2 separate regions of the Mus musculus genome follow, and region 1 is linked to region 2. The links are chromatin loops, found by intact Hi-C in ENCODE. Cell type or tissue: heart. All regions are shown on one strand. Links, peaks and the distances in the headings refer to the core of each region. The heading gives the core; the rest is flanking DNA.

Evidence for each region. Hi-C counts contacts between places; a loop is a spot of excess contacts. Peaks named below come from ENCODE experiments on the same cell type or tissue, not always from the same donor. Only the 100,000 strongest peaks of a DNase experiment are listed, where the experiment ranks them.
Region 1: a loop joins it to region 2, with 2.7 times the contacts of the local background. A loop is called at or near these places in 5 of 42 quality-filtered maps.

The regions. Positions count from the first base shown.
Region 1 is chr1:154,029,838-154,035,215 of GRCm38, forward strand. The region is part of intron 3 of LOC108167736 (a long non-coding RNA gene); the gene reads right to left. Among named protein-coding and RNA genes, the nearest start is that of Gm46165, 31 kb to the right of the region's middle. In heart, for the core only: a CTCF peak has its summit at 2,890; DNase peaks (open chromatin) are centred at 2,974 and 4,494; H3K4me3 peaks cover 835 bases; H3K27ac peaks cover 2,138 bases.
Region 2 is chr1:153,920,249-153,925,626 of GRCm38, forward strand. No RefSeq gene overlaps it. Among named protein-coding and RNA genes, the nearest start is that of Glul, 23 kb to the left of the region's middle. In heart, for the core only: no CTCF peak of the experiment used is centred there; a DNase peak (open chromatin) is centred at 2,593; H3K27ac peaks cover 1,111 bases.

The DNA of each region.
Region 1 (5,378 bases), core at 207-5,206, 110 kb after region 2:
TCAGCAGAACTCAGAAAGCTATTTTGGAAAATAGTTCCTATACAACTGTCTGTGGCTATTCAACATGATTCTTAGTCAGCCTGGACTGGAAGAGGAAAACTACGGATCACTCAGGCGAGGGGCCTTCATATTGTTTTGTGGTTTGTTCCATTGAGAAGACAAGGGGCAAGGGCAAACAGAGGAGTAAGGGTAGTGGGCTGGGCCATGATTCAGAGGAACCTGTAGTTCTGCTTTTTCTTTTCTTTCTCTAGTTGCAGATGCCGTTAAAGTGAAAGACTGATTCTAGGTAAGCACATGGGTTGCTATTAAAGAATTCCTGCCTGCCTGACTAACTGCTTACTTGATTAACTGGAGGCTCAATCAATGTTGGAATTCTCAAGAGGGTGAATCTAGGATCTTTATTAAATGTGATTAAACATGAAGGCTAAGAGTTGGTTATCAGTAACTCCTGCTCCTTTTGAATGCTCTAAAGTAGATCAGATGCATCAGTAGAAGCCACGGAGGTTAATATGACTGTTGGAGCGAAAGTTTGAATCAGGATTCTGTGGTTGGATTTTTCATGTGGCTAATAAATCAATTCATTCCTTTAAGTATGTAGGGGAAAGACCATTTGGAGGAATCCTGGAAACAAGTGCAAAGATAGAAGTGCATATGGGAAAATAGACCTGCTACTCTTGAGTGGTTCACCTCATGTGGATGGCAGTGACCTCTGGGAGTCCGTTCATTTACCCATCCATTCAGTCCACTCACATTATGGAGCCCTGTGATATGCCAAGGAATCAAATAAAGAAGCTCGCTGCTTCTGTGAACTTTCAGCCTGGCGGAGGAGGCAGACCAGCAGGACACGGATGCTTATGTAATGGTACTATAAGGTCAAGGAAGGAGAAGCACAAGGTGCTATGAAAACAAATAGCGAGAGTGGTCAGGGGTTAGAAAAATTTCCATGAAGGAAAGCTGAACCCCCTGAGGGATTAGCCAAATGCAAGGGGTGGGAGCCTAGGGACACCCAAGCAGGAAGCAGCAGCATGAGTGAAGGGAGGAACAGTCAAGGAAATCTCAACGAAATGAAGTAAGCTCCGCGTAAGAGTGAGCAAAGGTAAATGCAGAGGAAAGAAAACAAAATCAAACCAATGACAGGGTAAAAATCCTGCTACTGAAAGCTACTCGTTGAGGCCAAGAGTATGCAGGGCTCTCTACTTCCCATAATGGCTTTGGCTCCAGACACACTGAAAGTCATGGGCTTTTTAAGGAAGCCAGGAGCCAGAGTCTTCTACCCACATCCACAGGCTGATAGCCTGGTGCAGAAGGATGCTGTCTATCTGTCTATCTATCTATCTATCTATCTATCTATCTATCTATCTATCTATCGTGAAACAAGGACCTGCGTAGCAGAGGCTGTTCTTAAACTCATGCCTTCCCATCTGAGCCTTCCAAGTCCTGAGAGTACAGGTGTATTCCACCAGGTTCAGTCAGTGAGTTCTTCCTAATATTAATGCAATTGTCCAATGGGGGAGCACCAATGCTGGAAGAAGAGATAAAACCAGAATGGCTGAGTACTTGTGATGGAACAGGCAATGTCAAGACATGTTATCTTTCCTATCTTATTTAATATTCCAGTGCACCTGTATTGCATTATATTCTCGAGAACTGAGCGTCTGGGAAGGAGAGTAATCTGCACCCCCTCCCCCAAAGGAAGGTGGAGACAAGCCTAGGGTGACTTCTGTACCAGGGGGATTCAGCACTGTGGTTTACCTTGTCGGCGGGATACACAGCTCATCAGATTCGGACTCTTACTTTCTAGAGAAGACAGTGGCTCACAGGGGCTCAGGGCCTCTTATGAATGAGGAGCTCGCATGGAAGGTAGGACTGGTTCAACGTTGCTATTCTACGAATACCTCTACATGTTGCTGTTTAAAAATAAATAAATAAAACCCAGTAATACCCACTTAGTTTGTAAATTATGCGAGTGCCCAAAGGTTACATGAGTTCATCCACATTCCTCATGTTCCTTGAGTTCCACCCCCTACTCCTTTTTAGATGAAAAACTCAGAGGTGAAATAGACAGTGAGAAGGTGGCTATGGTGATACACGCATGCCTTTAGTCCTAGCACTGGGGAGGCAGAGGTAGGTGGACCTCTGAGATCTAGGCTAGCCTGGTTTACAGGGCTAGGTCTAAAACAGCCAGGGCTACATAGAGAAACTCTGTTTTGAAAAACAAATAAAGAAAGAAAAAAGAAGAGAAAGGAAAAAGAAAGAAATATGTAGCGAGAATGTTCTATTATAACACAATAAAACAAACTCTCTAAATGACACATTTTCTAAGGAAGCAATCACACTTTAATGTGTTTTTAAATTTGGAGTTCTGTATTTTGAGGGCTCTCAAGGGAGTGCACACTTGTATGTAGCAGTTTACTTACTCCTTTTAATATGTCCTTCTACATTCTTATAATCAAGCACAAAGTGCAGTTATTTAATTCTCTAGTAAAATGTCATCTGCAGGGTAATATCCATATTTCGAACTAATGGAAAAATACTGTGCAATGGGGAGATGAAGATAGTACCCGTGGCTCCGTCAAAGGGTGACTCTGACATTTGCTGTTACCCATTGCTTCAAATTAGGTCTGACTGTAAGTATGTGACTTCCATCTTCTGGCCTCAGATTTAGCATCTGGGAGAGTTGTCCTGTGGGGCCACCTATAGCTTTGAAGTTCAGAGAGACAGTAGACCTTGGAGGCATATTCCTAAGCAACCCACCCCTTCTTTACTAGGCTCCAGCTGTCATCTCACCTGCTGGCTCCCTTAATTTTAGTCTCTAGCCCTTCCCTACTGGAACTTGAAATACTAAAGGGAACGGTTAAGAAGTTTAATTCCTGGACCGGAGCGCCCCCTAGGCACACCGAGCTAAACTGTGACGCGCTTCATCTGACTCAGGATTCTGGGAAGTTGATGTCCAGGGTCAGCATCGGATCCTTGAACTTCCCGGTTTGTATTGTGAGGCAAGCACCCTGGGACTTTCCTGACTTGGGCAGGGAGGGTGCAGGGAAGGAGACGGGGAAGAAGGAAGTGGCAAACACTGTCCAAGCAGGCACCGAAAAGGCTATGCAGGGGTTGCTCCTTCAACAGACACGTGGGGCTAGAGTGGGGGCGGGAGTGGTAGATATACCAGAGACTCAGGAGATGCAATTCAGCAGGCAATATTCAGCAGCCGCGGTGAGTGCACAGGGACAGAAGAACCATCACTTAATAAAAAGCACTGTTAGAGCCGGCCAGTGTGGCACTCACCTTTAAACCCAGCATTTGAGAGGCAGAGACCGGAGAATCTCTGAGTTCGAGGCCACCCTGGTCTACAACCGGAAGTTCACAGAGAAACTCTGTCTTGAAAAAAAACAAAACAAAACAACAGCAAAAACCTGTTAGAACAGAACAACCCATTTCAAGTCAACTATTTATGTTCCTGTTACTGCTCTCTTGTTACAGTGAATCTTATATGTTCATTTTAAACAAGGATTCTTCAAGTTTATAACTTTTTTGCTGCATTTTGATTTTCTTTCCTCTTTTTTTTTTAAATACTTATCTCCTATATACATAGCTAACATAACCAAAGCTTTGTGTCAAGTAGTATGTTACATTTCGTCTCTGTATGTGTACATTGTGGTGATCTAGTGTATAAGACCTGTGTGCAGTGTTTATCTGTGTGTCTCTGTGGGATATGTATATGACGCATCCAACATATATGCATTATATGTTTCTATCTATGTTTGATATTTTTGAATGTTTATATGATTGTGTGTGTCGTATCTATGCTCTATATTTGTGTATCTGTTTCTGTGTGGAGTGAGTGTATATGTAGTGTGTTTATTTGGGGTGAATATATTTCTGTTTCTACAAGTATTAACATGGTCTGTGTATGTGTGTCCAAGTATGTGTGTGAATTTGTGTATGAACAAATGTGTGTGTGTGTGTGTGTGTCTGTGTCTGTGTGTGTGTGTGTCTGTGTCTGTGTGTACTATGTTCATGTTTGCTGACTCTAGCATCTCAGGTCCAAATTCAGACCTTAGTTACTGTTCTGGAAAGTGAGACTTCCCAGGCACAGCATCTGAGACTGGCTAGCATCTAAGAGTTGGACAAGGCACTTTGCATGGTAGACGTTTGAGAACCTGCACAGTCACTGTGTGTGCTGGGGGCAGTGACATGCCGCAGCTTCTGCCGAGGCCAGCGTCCGTGCTTATCAGCAGTCAGCACCCTCAAGAGCCATTATCACAGGCCACAGAGCGCTTGACTTCACATGCTATGTGTTTCTTTCTCCTCTAAGATACATTTTCATTCTCACCTAAAGACAAAAGGTCTCTTGGGTGGATCCATGGGTCCTTTTTCCTTGTTAGGCCAGTCGACATCAACAACGTCAGCCTTTTTGTCGGGGCAGGAAGTGGTGGCGCAGATCCAAATCAGCAAGGTGGCCTTTCCCCTAGTTTCTAGCCACAGTTCCGACTTGTGTACACAGCTCTGCCTCACCCTGCACAGTGAGCATGCCCCGCTGTGTGGCTCAGTCAGCCTCCTGCCTCCTGACCTGGCTCTTACACAGAAGATGAGACAGTCGTTAGGCCAAAGCATTCAAGGTTTAGTTTAATCCCATAAGTGAATTCCTCTAGTAGCCATCAAGAGGTGTGGCCATACCCTAGGGGAGGAGGGAAGGCTGAGAGCTTGGCTCAGGGTAAGCTAGAACTCACACCCATCCAGGTTCACTCCTTACTCTGTGACTGGGATACACAGGATCTTTGGGCTCTGCTTCCTCAGTTGTTCCTGACTTACTTAGTGTTGGGCAGCAAACCTGGTATAGAGTTCATAGCGAAGTACATAGACTACGACCTTTTATTCAGTGTGTAGGTTGGCTTCCTGGACCCAGCCTCAGTCTGAGGGAGAACAGGTTGGGAGCAGAGTTCTTCCCAGACTGCTCTGTAGTCAAGGTTCTAGAAGCAAGTCATCGTTTATACTCCAACTAAGATGTGCAAGGCCAGAGGAGGGGTGTGTGTGTGTGTGTGTGTGTGTGTGTGTGTGTGTGTGTGTGTGTGTGTGTGTAAGTTTGAGGGGGTGTGTCCAGGTGCAGAGACTAAAACCAGAGGAAGATATCACTTTTTGGCCTTTATTCCCTGGAGACAGGGTCTCTCACTGAACTTGGAGCTAGGCAGCAGCCAGCAAGCCTGGGACCCTTCTGCCTCTGCCCCAGCACTGGGGTTGCAGGTGCTTGAGCAACCACATCGACTTGAATGACATGGATCCTTATGCTTGTGATGCGAGTGTCCTTACCTGTGAGCCGTTTCTCCACCCCTACCACTCACATCTCGGCTCTTTTACCCTGACTTCCAGCGGCCAACATCTGC
Region 2 (5,378 bases), core at 154-5,153:
GGGAGCAGAGCATTGAGAAAGCCAGACAAGCCTGCCGCTTTTGAGAGGTGGGAACCCTGTGGCAACAGCCCCTGGACACATTTCCAGGTAGTTCTTTACTTCCTGTTCTGACAAAACCTGAGACCCTAGGAACTCCCAGAAAGAACTGTTTCTAAGCAGGCAGGACTGGGGCTAAGAGTCAGGGGACACTCCAGGTTAATGTCAGGGCTGTTTTGATTGTCAGCGCAGATTGACAGATTCTTGAAAATTCAGATAACAACAAGTCCCATATATACCATATTTTTCTTTTTCTTTTTTTTTTCGAGACAGGGTTTCTCTGTGTAGCCGTAGCTGTCCTGGAACTCACTCTGTAGACCAGGCTGGCCTCGAACTCAGAAATTCGCCTGCTTCTGCCTCCCAAGTGCTGGGATTAAAGGCATGAGCCACCATGCCCGGCCCATATTTTTCTTAAATGTACACAGGCTAATTTACTCTCTGTGTGTCTCTGTCTCTCTTTGTCTCTTTCTCTCTTTTGATAGGGTCTCATAAAACTCACCACTGAGGGGCCAAGAGAATGTTTCTGTAGTTAAAAGCATACTCCATTCTCACAGAAGAGCTGAATTCAGTTCCTAGCATCCACCAGGGCAGCTCACACCACTCACATGACTCTCGCTCCAGGGAACCCGAATCTTCTGGCCTCTGCAGGGACCTACAGGTACCCCTGATCTCCATAACTAAAAATAAATTTTTGAAAAATAAACCCAGGCCCTTGGAACTCAAACCAGAGGCAATCTCCCTGTGGCAGGTTCTCAAAAGTGGGGGTGGGGGTGGGGCTGGCTCAGTGTGAGCCCCAGGCTAGACTGCTCTTTTTTTGTTTGTTTGTTTTTTTCGAGACAGAGTTTCTCTGTATAGACCAGGCTGGCCTCGGACTCAGAAATCCACCTGCCTCTGCCTCTCAAGTGCTGGGATAAATTCTGAAGAAAGGATGGTTCATGACCCAGGCAGGCAGAGTAGCAAGGCTATCCCTGCTACTCTTGACTTTGGGGGATGAAGAGGGTCAAACCCAGGCTCGCACACATGCTAGACAAGCAGCCTACCACGATCTAACTTTTGCAGTCAGGGATTTTTCACTGAGTGTTTTCAGATGTAGGTTAACCTCAGCTGACTGAAACTTTGGATGAGAGCGTAACTGTGGTGATGGGGAGGGTGCATATATTTATATACAGTAGAATTTATTTATGTATAACATATTTATACATAAATTTATAAATATATAAGGAATGTATAAGAAAATATTATTTTTAAAGAAATATATTCTATTGTACATAAATACATGTATATACATGCTAATGTACAGACATCATATGCATAATATCTGCTTTTACTCATAGAATTATCCCTGGAATTTATACAATTACTGACAACACCTACACTTGGTGGTGCATGCTCTCCTAGTGAGGTTTCTATTGCTGTGAGAAACACCACAGCCTAGAGCAACTGCTGGAGGAAAGGATTTGTTTCAGCTTAAGGTTGTTCCCATTCTGAAGAGGAGGGAAGTCAGGGCTGGAACCTGGAGGCAAGAACTGAAACAGGAAGTGCCTGGAGTAGCTTCTTACTGTCCACCAAGGCTCAACCTGCTTTCCTATACTATCAAGATCACATGCCTAGGGATAGCACCACCCAAGGTGGGCCGGGCCCTCTCCTCCCACATCAATCATTGGTCACGAATGCCCTACAAAGCTGCCTTCAAGTTGATCTGATGGAGGTATTTCTCAATTGACATTCCTCTTCAAGATAACTCTAGGGTTGCGTTAAGTAGCCAAACAAACAAACAAACAACAAAAACAGAAACAACAAACAACAACAACAAAAATCAAGACACAAGCTTATATATATATATATATATGTATATATATATATATATATATATATATATATGTATGTATGTGTGTGTGTGTATTTTTTTTTTTTTTTTTTTTTGGAGACAGGGTTTCTCTGTGTAGCCCTGGCTGTCCTGGAACTCACTTTGTAGACCAGGCTGGCCTCAAACTCAGAAATTTGCCTGCCTCTGCCTCCCAAGTGCTGTGATTAAAGGCATGTGCCACCATGCCCGGCTACTAGCTTATAATCTTAATGCCGGAGAAGCAGCAAGAAGAAGTGTTTGTTGCTATCTTTCTCTGCAGTTTGGACTTTTGAGATTCTGGGGTGCTCAGGTGGTAGAGAAGGGGACGTCACTTTATTAATCTCCCTGAGATTCAGTTTCATCACCTCTAAAATGCTTCTGTCGATTTACAGCCCTTGGACTAAGTAAGGCCACTCTGCAGTTGTGCCAAAGCCCTGTGTCAGGGACATAGCAGATGTCTGACAAATCTTGTTAGGCTCCTTTTCCTGTCAGTCCCTCCCCTACCCTAGAGGTGGGTCGAGCCCCCATGGCACCTCAGCTTTCAGGGCTCCGGTTTCCTTTCCCCAGCCAGGAAAGTTGTAGCTTTGGTGACAGCTATTTAAGTCAACTGACCTTTCCTGCAAAGGCTGCAGGATGCCTCTATCTTAGGCTGGTGATGACGAAGATGGCTGATGACAGGAGGTTCCTGGGGGTGTGTTGGGAGGTGGGGCAGGGGTGGGGCCCTGCATTTGTCAGAGCCATATGACCTCCTGGCTCCTAGGCTCTGCAGATTGGTCCTGCTGGAGATTCCTGCCTGCCACCAAGCTTGGAGAAGACAAAAATAGCAGCTTCGGGTTCCAGGTCCCCTCCTCCCTTTGGCCCAGAGCTTCTTGTTGCCTAGCGCCTTCTCCTGAGGGTCATGCAGCCTTGTCAGGGAAGGCAGGCAGACAAGCGTTCCAGAAGACATGATCTGGAAAAACTGCCTCATTCTTTCCCTTCAAGAGGCACTGTTGGGAACCCATTTTCTGTCTAGTCTTGCAAATTTAGAGATACTAACTGAAGAAGTGCTCTTTGCTTTGGGTATGTTTTTATGTAGTGCAAGCTGTCTGTAAACTCTGCATAGTTGAAAATGACTTTGGTCTCCAGACTTTCCTGCCCAAATGCTAGCATCCCTCGGAAATCCAGGGTTCTGTAACCTTCACCATACTCTCACCTTGAGTCACTGCACCACACCGAATAATCTAAACGAGCCAGGGGCTGTGGTGCACACCTTTGATCCCAGCACTCGAGAGGCAGAGGCAGGCGGATCTTTGTGAGTTTGAGGCCAGCTTGGTCTACAGAGTGAGCTCCAGGACAGTTACACAGAGAAACCCTATCTCAAAAACACAACCAACTAAACAAACAAACAAAAACATATACAAATGTAGTGTTTAGCTAAGTACAGCAGTGCATGTCTGTAATCCCAGCTACCTGGGAAGAGTTAAGAGCGTTAGAGACTAGTCTGTGCAATTTAGCAGGACTGTATCAAAACAAAATTTAGAAAAGAGCTAATGGTTAGTGCTGGGAATGTTGTTTATTTATCTAGCATTACATAAAATCAGATAAGGTGGTACACACCTATAAGGAGGAGGCAGGAGAAAAAGGAAGTTCAAAGTCTGCTTTGGCTACATGGACAGTTCTAAACTGACCTCGGCTGTACAAGATCTTGTCTCCAAAAAACCAACAACCCCCAAACAGTAACAAAAACAAAACAAAACAAAAAATCAAGGAGAAGGTGTGTGACTAGGCATATAATTCAGTGGGAGAATTCATTTTCATATACATGCACAGGGCCTTAGGTTCAAACCCCCAGTTTCATGGCAAAGAAAATCTGTAGCTCTGTGCAAGGTTCTACTGCAAAGCAGAAAACAACACAAAAAAACTCCACAATATTCTCTCCCTCTCCCTCTCTCTCTCCCTCTCCCCCTCTCCCCCTCTCCCCCTCTCTCCCTCTCCCTCTCCCCCTCTCCCCCTCTCTCCCTCTCCCTCTCCCCCTCTCCCTCTCCCTCTCCCTCTCCCTCTCCCTCTCTCCCTCTCCCCTCTCCCTCTCCCTCTCCCTCTCCCTCTCCCCTCTCCCTCTCCCTTTCCCCTCTCCCTCTCCCTCTCCCTCTCCCTCTCCCTCTCCCTCTCCCTCTCCCTCTCCCTCTCCCTCTCCCTCTCTCTGCAGTGATTCTCAACCTTCCTAATGCTGCGAACTTTAAATACAGTTCCTCATGTTGTGGTGACTCCCAACCATAAAGTTTTTTTTTTGTTGCTACTTCATAACTGTTATTTTGCTACTGTTATGAATCATAATGTAAATATCTGATAGGAAGGATATCTGATATCCTTCCCTACCCCTTGCTCCACCCCCAAAGGGCGGAAACCCACAGGTTGAATACCACTGCCCTAGACAATAAACCCACCTCAGGTATACAATTACAACTGCCTGAAAACTCCTTCAGCCTGCTAGAACTTGAACACCTTAAATGGTTTCTATAAAGCTTTATGCAAACACTGATAAGGCATGAGAAGCAACAATACAAAGCTCCCTTTTATCTTCATAGTCTTTATTTATACAAAGCTTTTAGGAAAGAAAGTGTGTTGGGCAAACTTTTAAGTATCAGCCTGGCAAATGCCTAGATGTTTGGCCAACAGTTTTGGATTTTGCCAGTAAAGGTAGTTATTTATTTATTTTTTTAAAATGAGACTGGCATTTGTATAGGTAGACATTGAATGAAAGACTTCCCTCCCCATATTGTGTGTGGGCCTTACCCAACCAGTTTAAAGTCTTAGATAAAACTAAGCTGCGGGAGTTGGCACACACCTGTAGACTGAGGGCAGAGGCTCTCGAGTTCTGGGCTATCCTCAAGAGAACTTGTCCCTCAAAGAGCAAAACACCAAAACTCAAACCAAACCCTGACCTCCCCCAACAAGAAGAGATGCTGTTAACCTGACCACCTTTGGACTCGGATTGCCTTTCTTCCCCAGGTCTGCAGCCAGGCTTAGTCACCAGAGTCTGGACTCCCAAAGCCCCCACACTTACATGAACTTCCTTCTTTTCCGTCTCACCCCTGCTTTCTTTAGTGGCACTGGGGCTCAAGCCAAGAACCTCACACAAGTACTGTACAATGAATCACAGAGTCAGCCCTTGTCGTTTTCTTAACACAAATCTCTCTCTCCTCTTGATATAAATGTATATGCCTATATTATATCCTACAGATTCTATTTCCTGAGACCTGAAGAATACACCAAGTATTCACACTTAAAAATTCTATTCTGTGGGCTGGGAGGTGGTCACACATGCCTTGAGGCAGAGGCAGGCAGATCTCTGTGAGTTCGAGGCCTGGTCTGCAGAGTAAGTTCTAGGACAGTCAAGGCTACACAGAGAAACCCTACTTCAAAAAACCAAAAACCAAAAACCAAAAAACTATTTTCTGTGATTAAATAAAACCTGATCAAATGTAAATTCTGTTCTCTCTCTCTCTCTCTCTCTCTC